Regions from separate parts of the Homo sapiens genome. Here region 2 is linked to region 1. Evidence: chromatin contacts called from ENCODE Hi-C data. All regions are on one chromosome and are shown on one strand. Each heading gives the region's core, a stretch centred on a gene start or an enhancer-like site at or near the end of the contact. The rest is flanking DNA. Distances are from core to core; before and after follow the strand shown. Region 1 holds the start of IGF1 (insulin like growth factor 1). Region 2 has its middle 46 kb from the start of DRAM1-AS1.

What was found. Hi-C counts contacts between places; a loop is a spot of excess contacts on that map. Pooled maps may share reads with other maps.
Region 2: a loop to region 1 is called in a map with no recorded cell type, with 5 times the contacts of the local background. The contact joins the enhancer-like site here to the promoter of IGF1 in region 1. A Hi-C loop is called at or near these places in 5 of 37 single-sample maps with no recorded cell type and 4 of 50 pooled maps.

Annotation. Positions count from the first base shown.
Region 1 is chr12:102,478,816-102,483,123 of GRCh38, reverse strand. IGF1 (insulin like growth factor 1) reads left to right here and starts at 2,561. Exons shown (of 4, transcript NM_000618.5): 1 at 2,561-2,805. The coding sequence starts at 2,743. LINC02456 (long intergenic non-protein coding RNA 2456) reads right to left here. Exons shown (of 13, transcript XR_007063427.1): 11 at 1-4,308. RefSeq lists enhancers at 3,706-3,755, 3,846-4,105.
Region 2 is chr12:102,008,074-102,012,381 of GRCh38, reverse strand. No RefSeq gene overlaps it. Among named protein-coding and RNA genes, the nearest start is that of DRAM1-AS1, 46 kb to the right of the region's middle. Within about 2 kb of position 2,026, at least 5 of the 41 ENCODE cell types and tissues checked have a DNase peak (open chromatin) inside an H3K27ac peak, as active enhancers do.

The DNA.
Region 1 (4,308 bases), core at 1,312-3,811:
CTCTCATTGGAATGTTTCCAAAGCACAGCTGATGACAATTACGACTCACTGAAATTTCAGTTTTCTTTGATTGTGACATAAAAACTAGGACATAAATTAAAACCTAATTATCCTTTAAGGGTAATTGGGGTTACAAAACCGAGAGACTGTGAGTCAGTGTGTCAATATCGCTGGAGTACAGCATCTGTCCCCAAAACAGCCTTTCATATGAAATGCTTGTGGATAAGGTTATATCTGTGCACCGAGCATGCCAAGAGAGAACATCAAAATGGGTGATAGACTTGGAGACATATAGTTAGCTTCTAGGACATCTTGGAACAATTAAAGTATGCTAAAACTGCAGTGGGAAGGGGTTAAACAAAGTCCTGGCCTTCACCTGTAATGGTGTCCAATGTTGGAACAAGAACTTAGCACCAAGACTCCAGCCAGTATCTGACTCTCCAAACTTGGTTAAAGAGGTTTTTTCTCATCTGGAAGACAGGTGAGATCAGCTCTATTGTTTTATACAATCTACATCCTCAAAGTCTGTAAGAGAATAGACATTTTTCAGAAAGGGTGTGATCCACAAAAACTGCAGAAAAGAAAAAGATTTGTCACAAATCAAGTGTACAAAGAGAGCTTATTAAAGGAAGCCACGGATTATTATTAAATGCAGGGATTACTCACACATCTGCACATGTGGATAATCCCTGCATTAAGAATAATCCAGGGCCACCTACTAGGCCACCTCTTGATGATACCTCTTAGTGTGCTCTTTGGGTCAAATCCCACCCACTGAAATTTCCCAACATGGTACCCCAAAGCCTCTCATGACACAATCTGCCTCCCTCATTTTGGATTTTCCAAAAGATTTTACTCCCCTGTCTTCCCAGAGAATGTGTCACTCCCTCTCATTGTGCACTGTTCATGTTTTTAAAAGAGCACATGCCCATCATATGACTGTGAAGTTTTCCTCTTTGTCTCTGACATTCAGCTGAAAGCCCCTGAAGGGACTTGACCATATCTTATTCCTCTTTGTTTTCCTAGGGATGTTGTAGTTGGGCACATAGTAGAGCTCACAAAATGTTGCTGAACATAGTGCACCATTGACACAACATAATTCCAGATTTCTAACTTTGATTTCTGAAAGGTAAACATTGCTACAATGTATTAACCACACAGAAGACTCAAACAAACCCAACCCCCTTCCAAACAAAGCAGGTTTGTTTGTTTTTTGTTAGGGCACCCACTTCTACAAACAAATTTCTGGCCCCAGGATAACACAAAGAGCCAGAGTAGGATTTCAAGCAGAACTGTGTTTTCAGTTGATGTGTCAGTCCCCTGAGAGTCATGTGGAAAAAAAAAAAAAGAAAAAATTCAAGGTCCAGGTTATTTCCACCACTCCTGGGAAACCAGGCCTGGAGAGCTCTCTAGGGAAAGAGGTATGTCTGCTCTGGGCTTTTGCAACCTTATTTTATAATTCACTTTCTTATCTACTGCTTCACAAAACCAAAGGGAAATAGGTACAAACTGTATCGACAAAAGATCAGAACTGAATTCTCAATGGCAAAGGCAAGTGTACATTATAAATAGCAAAACAGCTGGCTTGGACCATGTTGCCGGCCAGTCACCCAGTTGAGGGATTTGAATGACATCATAACCCTCGAGAGGGTATTGCTAGCCAGCTGGTGTTATTTAGAATACACAAAAATCAGAGAAAGAAAACACACTCTGGCACACAGACTCCCTCTGTCATACACACACACACACACACACACACACACACACACACACACAGGTTTGAGTTATATGGAAAATTCAAACAACAGGAAAATTGTTTGCCCCCCAGGTACCCTTCTCCCAGAGTGGTGGGGTGGGGAGGGGACAGTGACAGGCAGCCTAGTAGAAGAATAAAGAAAAATGTTCTATTTCAGTTGGGTTTTACAGCTCGGCATAGTCTTTGCCTCATCGCAGGAGAAAAAGTATGAGACAGTGCCCTAAAGGGACCAATCCAATGCTGCCTGCCCCTCCATAGGTTCTAGGAAATGAGATCACACCTCTCACTTGGCAACTGGGACAAGGGGTCACCCGAGTGCTGTCTTCCAATCTACTTTACCCCAGTCACTTCAGGGTTAAAATTGTAGAGTTTGCTGGAGAGGGTCTTATCGTCCTTTCTTTCTTTTTTTGTTTTAAATAATGCATTTGCTCTAGAATCTAAAATTGCTCTCCCATCCCCCATATTCCTTTAATACTGGTAAGGTGTATTAGCAGACGTTTGTGTCTTCATGCCCAGCAGAAAGTTAATCAGAAAACAGATCCTTATTTTCTATGGCAGCATAAGTATTTTAATGTCTGCGAACCCTGTCACTAACACACATTCTTTTAAGGGAAAAAAATGCTTCTGTGCTCTAGTTTTAAAATGCAAAGGTATGATGTTATTTGTCACCATGCCCAAAAAAGTCCTTACTCAATAACTTTGCCAGAAGAGGGAGAGAGAGAGAAGGCAAATGTTCCCCCAGCTGTTTCCTGTCTACAGTGTCTGTGTTTTGTAGATAAATGTGAGGATTTTCTCTAAATCCCTCTTCTGTTTGCTAAATCTCACTGTCACTGCTAAATTCAGAGCAGATAGAGCCTGCGCAATGGAATAAAGTCCTCAAAATTGAAATGTGACATTGCTCTCAACATCTCCCATCTCTCTGGATTTCTTTTTGCTTCATTATTCCTGCTAACCAATTCATTTTCAGACTTTGTACTTCAGAAGCAATGGGAAAAATCAGCAGTCTTCCAACCCAATTATTTAAGTGCTGCTTTTGTGATTTCTTGAAGGTAAATATTTCTTACTCTTTGAAGTCATTGGGGAATTCTATTTAAATTGTGTACTGTTTGCTTCTGCCTAGAACTGTTCTTCACTTTAAAATTTTCATTGTTTCGGAACCGAGAGTTATTTATAAATTGCTGAATATGCAATTCTGTGGAATCTGAAAAATAGCTCGGGGAGATGGATGCATTTGCACAGATATCTGTATGAGTAGAAACTATTGCAAGGTACTTATGCTAAATCCTCCACTTCTGCAGGGCTTCCGTGGTGTCATTACAGAAGATTCCTTTAAATCCTCTCTATGGCTAAGGGCTATAGAGCATGGATATGAACTTGGGGATTTTTTTTTTCTTTTGCAGGTGCAGATGTTTTATTTTTAAGACCATGTTCTTTTGCATGTGTGTATGTGTCTCTGTGTGTATGTGTCTCTGTGTGTGTAACTCATCAGGACTTTATTTACAAGGCATGCTATATATGAAGGGTTGTATTTTAGATGATATTAAAGCTTTTAAATATGATCTTTGGAGCTAAGGTCCCGGAACTCTGCACTTATGCCCAGAGAGAGTGTTAAAGTTAGAGTAAAGTGTAATTTGTTCTTCCAAAAAAGAACTCCTTGACAACTCTTGCTGACCTTGCATATTTGTATAATTTAAACAAATACATACTGTATATGGAAAGCAGAAACTTTCTAAGAGCTGCTTGCCCAACTTTTCTGTTTAGAAGAGGACTTTCATGGGCAAAGTTTGGACTTGGGGTTCTGTGTTATAAAACTCTGATTTTATATTCAGTGTCGTGAAGTCCCTTTAGGTAAATCTGGCTGCTGCTGTCAGTGCACCGACTTCTCGTTTCCGATTGCTGGCCGTAGTTCTAGTTTCCATTCTCAGCAAAATTATATCCTTCAAGACTTGTGTTTTTTTTTCAATTTGCAAGCGCTTTTAAGCTGCTGTCACTGGCTCCACCGATTCAATTGCCTGAGGGCTCAATTCATAAGACGTCTCTGCCACTTAGTGCAGCATTCAGTTGCTGCTTTCAAACACTTCACCACTACGACTTTCCCTAGTCAAGTAAGTGGCTCCAGGAGTTAAAGATACACCCTTGTCAGGCACCTGATTCTGCTGTTCCTGAGATGCCAACACATGCAGGCCACCTTGCTTTCAAAGAAATGACGTCACTGTGCATACATACTATGTGATCTAGCAGCTGGAGTTTTTGTCTCCTTACTTAGGGGATCATAAAAGAGGCTGTGGAGCGTTATCTCTGCATTAATTACAAGTTAAGAAAATTGTTTCCAAATGCACTTTTCATGCTGTGTATGCTGAACACTTCAGAAGTGGAGCTCTTAATAAGTTGTTACTTTTTTCTGTACTTGAAGCAGGAAGTGGTTTGAGGGAGCTGCGTGGTCTTTCACATGTAATTCAGTGGGTAAAGGTGTCCTGCCCAGAGGCAGAGCTCACCAGCTGATTGTACTCTGACTCTCAAGGTATTTCCAAGTGAGTGAGTCGGGGGAAGGG
Region 2 (4,308 bases), core at 777-3,276, 470 kb after region 1:
TTAGCATGAAAAGTATATGGATTCATATCATGAGTTGTTAAAGACATTTCTGGTAGAAAGTAATACTGGGTTGAAATTTCTTTGACAACTTAAAACTTACATATCACATATGTTATGGGTATGGAACTTTTTGGTAGTATTTTTTAGCATATGCAGCCTTTCACCACTTGGCCATTAGTTCATGTGTTTTTTAAGTCAGATATTCTTATGCAGTCATGCATTGATTAACAACAGGGATATGTTCTGAGAAATGCGTCATTAGGCGGTTTTATTGTACAAACATTGTGGATTTCATAACAAGTGTACTTACACAAACCTATTGCTTCTAGGCTACAAACCTGCACAGCATGTCACTGTACTGAATACTGTAGGCAGTTGTAACACAGTGGTATTTGTGTATCTAAATGTAGAAAAGGTGCAGTCAAATATGGTTTTATAATCTTAGGGGATGTTGACCAAAACATTATGCAGCACTTGACTATATTTATTAGCAGATGGAAATTGAATTGAAGGTCGTTTCAGTGTGGTTCATAATGAGTAACCATCGTTGCCATCAACTCCTGTATTACCTAAACAAAAAAAAATGTGTGCAGGATTAAAATGTTCTCACCTCACCTTGCAAATAAATAATTATTATTCATAGTTATTTACACACAGTCTAGAAAATTCCTAAAGTACTTATGTGAAAAATATATAAATGCATTTAACTAATTGTGCCCATTTTAGTTTAGTTCACCTGCAAGTAGAGCCTGAGAAAAGGACTTGGGTGTATACAGGTCATTCACAAGGTGATCCCAGAAAACAGAAGTAAAAAAACAGGGAGAGGAAAAGGGAGAAAACCACTTAAAAGTTTATTATCGGCCAGGTGAGGTAGCTCATACCTGTAATCCCAGCACTTCGGGATGCTGAGGTAGGTGGATCACTTGAGGTCAGGAGTTTGAGACCAGCCTGGCCAACATGGTGAAACCCTGTGTCTACTAAAAATACAAAATTTAGCCGGGCGTGGTGGCATGCACCTGTACTCCCAGCTACTGGGAGGCTGAGGCAGGAGACTCACTTGAACCCAGGAGGTGGAGATTGCAGTGAGCCCAGATGGAACCACTGCACTCCAGCCTGGGTGATAGAGTGAGACTCTCTCAAAAATAATAAAAAATTTAAGAAGTATGTTATCAAGATTGCCAGTTGGGGTTTGAGTGCTCCAAGACCCTCTGAGAAGCTTTCAGAATGCCTCCCAAAATTTTCCACCTAATAAAACTGGGAACATTAATTAAGCAATTTCCATCCCCCGTTAGTTGAGTTGCCTCCAGGGGCATTAATTATCCCTGCACTTCTGGGCTGTGCTTCTGTGTGGAAAAGCAGCACCCCAGTGTTGAAGAAAGACTTGGAACAGGAAGCAGAAAGATACATGGCTTCGGCTTGCAGTGGGATTTCACAAGCAGAAAGGACAAGTCCAAGCTTACTCACCTAGAACTATCCATGTAGCTGTGACTGATACCGGAAGTGGACGAGGGAATGTGCAAAAGAGATATTTGCTGCAGTCTACCCAAATGCAGTCAATTCAGAACTGATTGAGTCCCATGTTAAGTCTACTTTGTCTTTTGTCTGTGGGATAACACAAGGTGATGGCCAGCCACAGTCTTTCTAAAATCTACACATGAAGATTAGTGAGACAAGCCACAATTACTGTCACTATGACTGAACGCAAGGCCAAAACTGGTACTTATCATCTTCTTCCACCACCCATTTTACATTTCTCCTGCTCTATATCAGAAATTCCGCTGGTCTAGGCTGGTTGTCAAGCATAGTGACCCAGACCTTCATCCTTTAAGTTTTCTAGGGCTTTGATTGCTTTGCCCTGTTTAGGCTATGATTATCACAGTCATCTGTTTGCTGTTTCTTACCAGGCACTGAAGCACCACGACATGCCCCAGTGAACCACCTGCGTTCTAGACACATTCTTCCTGTTTCATTTTGTAATCACAACCCTAGCTCCTCATGTTAACATATTACTTCCTATTTTTGTCCCACAGACATGAGCAGTCCCAAGGGACCGATTGGCAGCAGTAGATTCAGCTTAGTGGAATCCTTACTGTGCTCCCCCATGGAAGTGTGCTAGTTCCTTCCCCCTACCCCATCTGGGAACTGGGACTTCCAGGAAAGTCTGAGGCGGCAGGGATGGGAAGCACAATTACAAAAGAATGTCACTGAGAATGGTGGAGAAGGATCATTCCTATTTCTTTTCTCTTGGTTCCTGGATCTGTGAATCCTGGCAGCTGAGGACATGGCATCATATGCTAGCCATTTTTGTAGTGCTTTTACCACATCCTAGAGATTAGCACTTCAACCTTGCAGAATGTCATCTCTGAGATGGTGACTACAATGAGCCTATAATAGACCATTTCATTGTTCTATTTGATTGATTTCTTCTGGATGATGCTGTATGCGGTAAGACAAGTGGATCCAACAATTCATGCGCCTGTTGTTAGTCATTTACTACAAAATAATCCCAAGATCTGAGGCAGTGTAATGCGAGATACCATGTTGGTAATAGACATCCTGTAGGCTATCAGAGGGTAATGCTGGCAGAGGTGCTGCTGGAAGGAAAGGAAAGCCCCTATTAAGAGTAGTAATTAATTACAATAAGAAAGAATTACTCCTCTTCCAGGGTGGAAGGAATTTAATGCAAATAAATTGCTCCCAAGTGACTGGTTAACCTCTTCAAGGAATAGTACCAAATCATTGGTCTCTGCTGCCGACAAATAGGGTATTCAGCAGTAGCTGAATCCTAGCTCATCTAGCTCATCACTAGATGAGCATTAGTGTGGAAGCCCAAGCTGTTGGGCCCAAGCATAGCCGGCATCTCTGCTGCCACGATTACTCCATTTGTGGGCTCATTGTATAACCTGGGGCAATCAAGGACAAGGCTGGCTGACATCTACTGGAGAAATCATCTTGTCCACCTAATTTTTGCCTCCTCAGGTGAGTGTTTTCTTTCTGGCATTTCATCCTACAAAAATCTCCACACTTTGGACACATTCCCATAGTTTTGTCCACATTCTTCATCCTTAAATCTCACTTTCTCTAATCTTCCAATATTGCTCCCTTCTTATCCCTGACCAGCCAAACCAGTTACCAAGATCAAAAGTCTGTAGTATTTAACTCAGGCCATGTGCTTCTTCAGCAACATCATGACAAAGTGTACTGTTTGAAGCTCTGTCCATCAGGAAGATTATTTTCCTCACCACTAATTGTTAGAGCCACCTCTGTCAGAGGCAGCAGTGTGGCAGCAAGCCATTTTTGCCTACACCAATATATATCAAGCTTGTCCATGCATCAACAAGGTCCACTGTTTGCTGTCAGCTAGTGAGATAATATTGCAAAAGTAGCTTCAATTATTCACTTTCTCCCTATTGCATGCCTTTTGCTATATATTTGCATTGCCCTCCCCCTCTGAGTAGAGCATTTGGCCTTAACTTTGGATTCTGAACTTAGCCAATGGAATATTAACAAATGTGATCCAAGCAGAGGCTTGACAAATACTTGGTTGGTCTTGCCTTCTCTTGTGGCTCTGTTATTGACATAAGAACTTGACTTGGATAGTCTAATGACGATGAAAGATGCATGGAGCAGAGATGAGTTGTTCCATTCATATATCAGCCAACCCAAGACATGAGCAAGACCAGCCAAGATTGGAAGACCTACCTAGCCAATTCTCAGCTGGCTGTGGATGTGAATAATAAATGCTCACTGTTGATTATCTTACAGTTTTTTATTGTTCTTGGTTGTTACCACATAATTGTAGCAATAAATAACTGATACAGTTGACCATTGAAGATTCTGCATGAGATCATACAAGTAGGTTGAAGAATAGGCATTAGTGTTAAGAGATGTAAATGATATGGGAAATAAATGATAGGTCACTTGTCCATGTAACTTACATGTGCCTTATTGACTTTTATAGGCTTCATCCCAAACATATAATTCCATTGAATAATGGATTGCTACTGTGACTAGGTGGCTTTATGGTGTATCTGATAAAACCCAGCTTATGATGGGCAGCTCAGTTAATCACTTGATATCATATATAGTCAGATTCTCAGCTTCTACTGGGCACATGCTAGGTGTTGCTTTTCAAACAACAAGAAGGCAAGACCTTTGCTCCAGAAGCAAAGGGTCTGTGCTATTAATCTTCTATTAGGGCTGACTAGACATGCCACACAATCTTCATATCTACCATAGACATCTCTATCATCAATGGGTAATCTGAGCCATATAGTTCAAGGAGGAGGGCAACTTATATCATAGCCT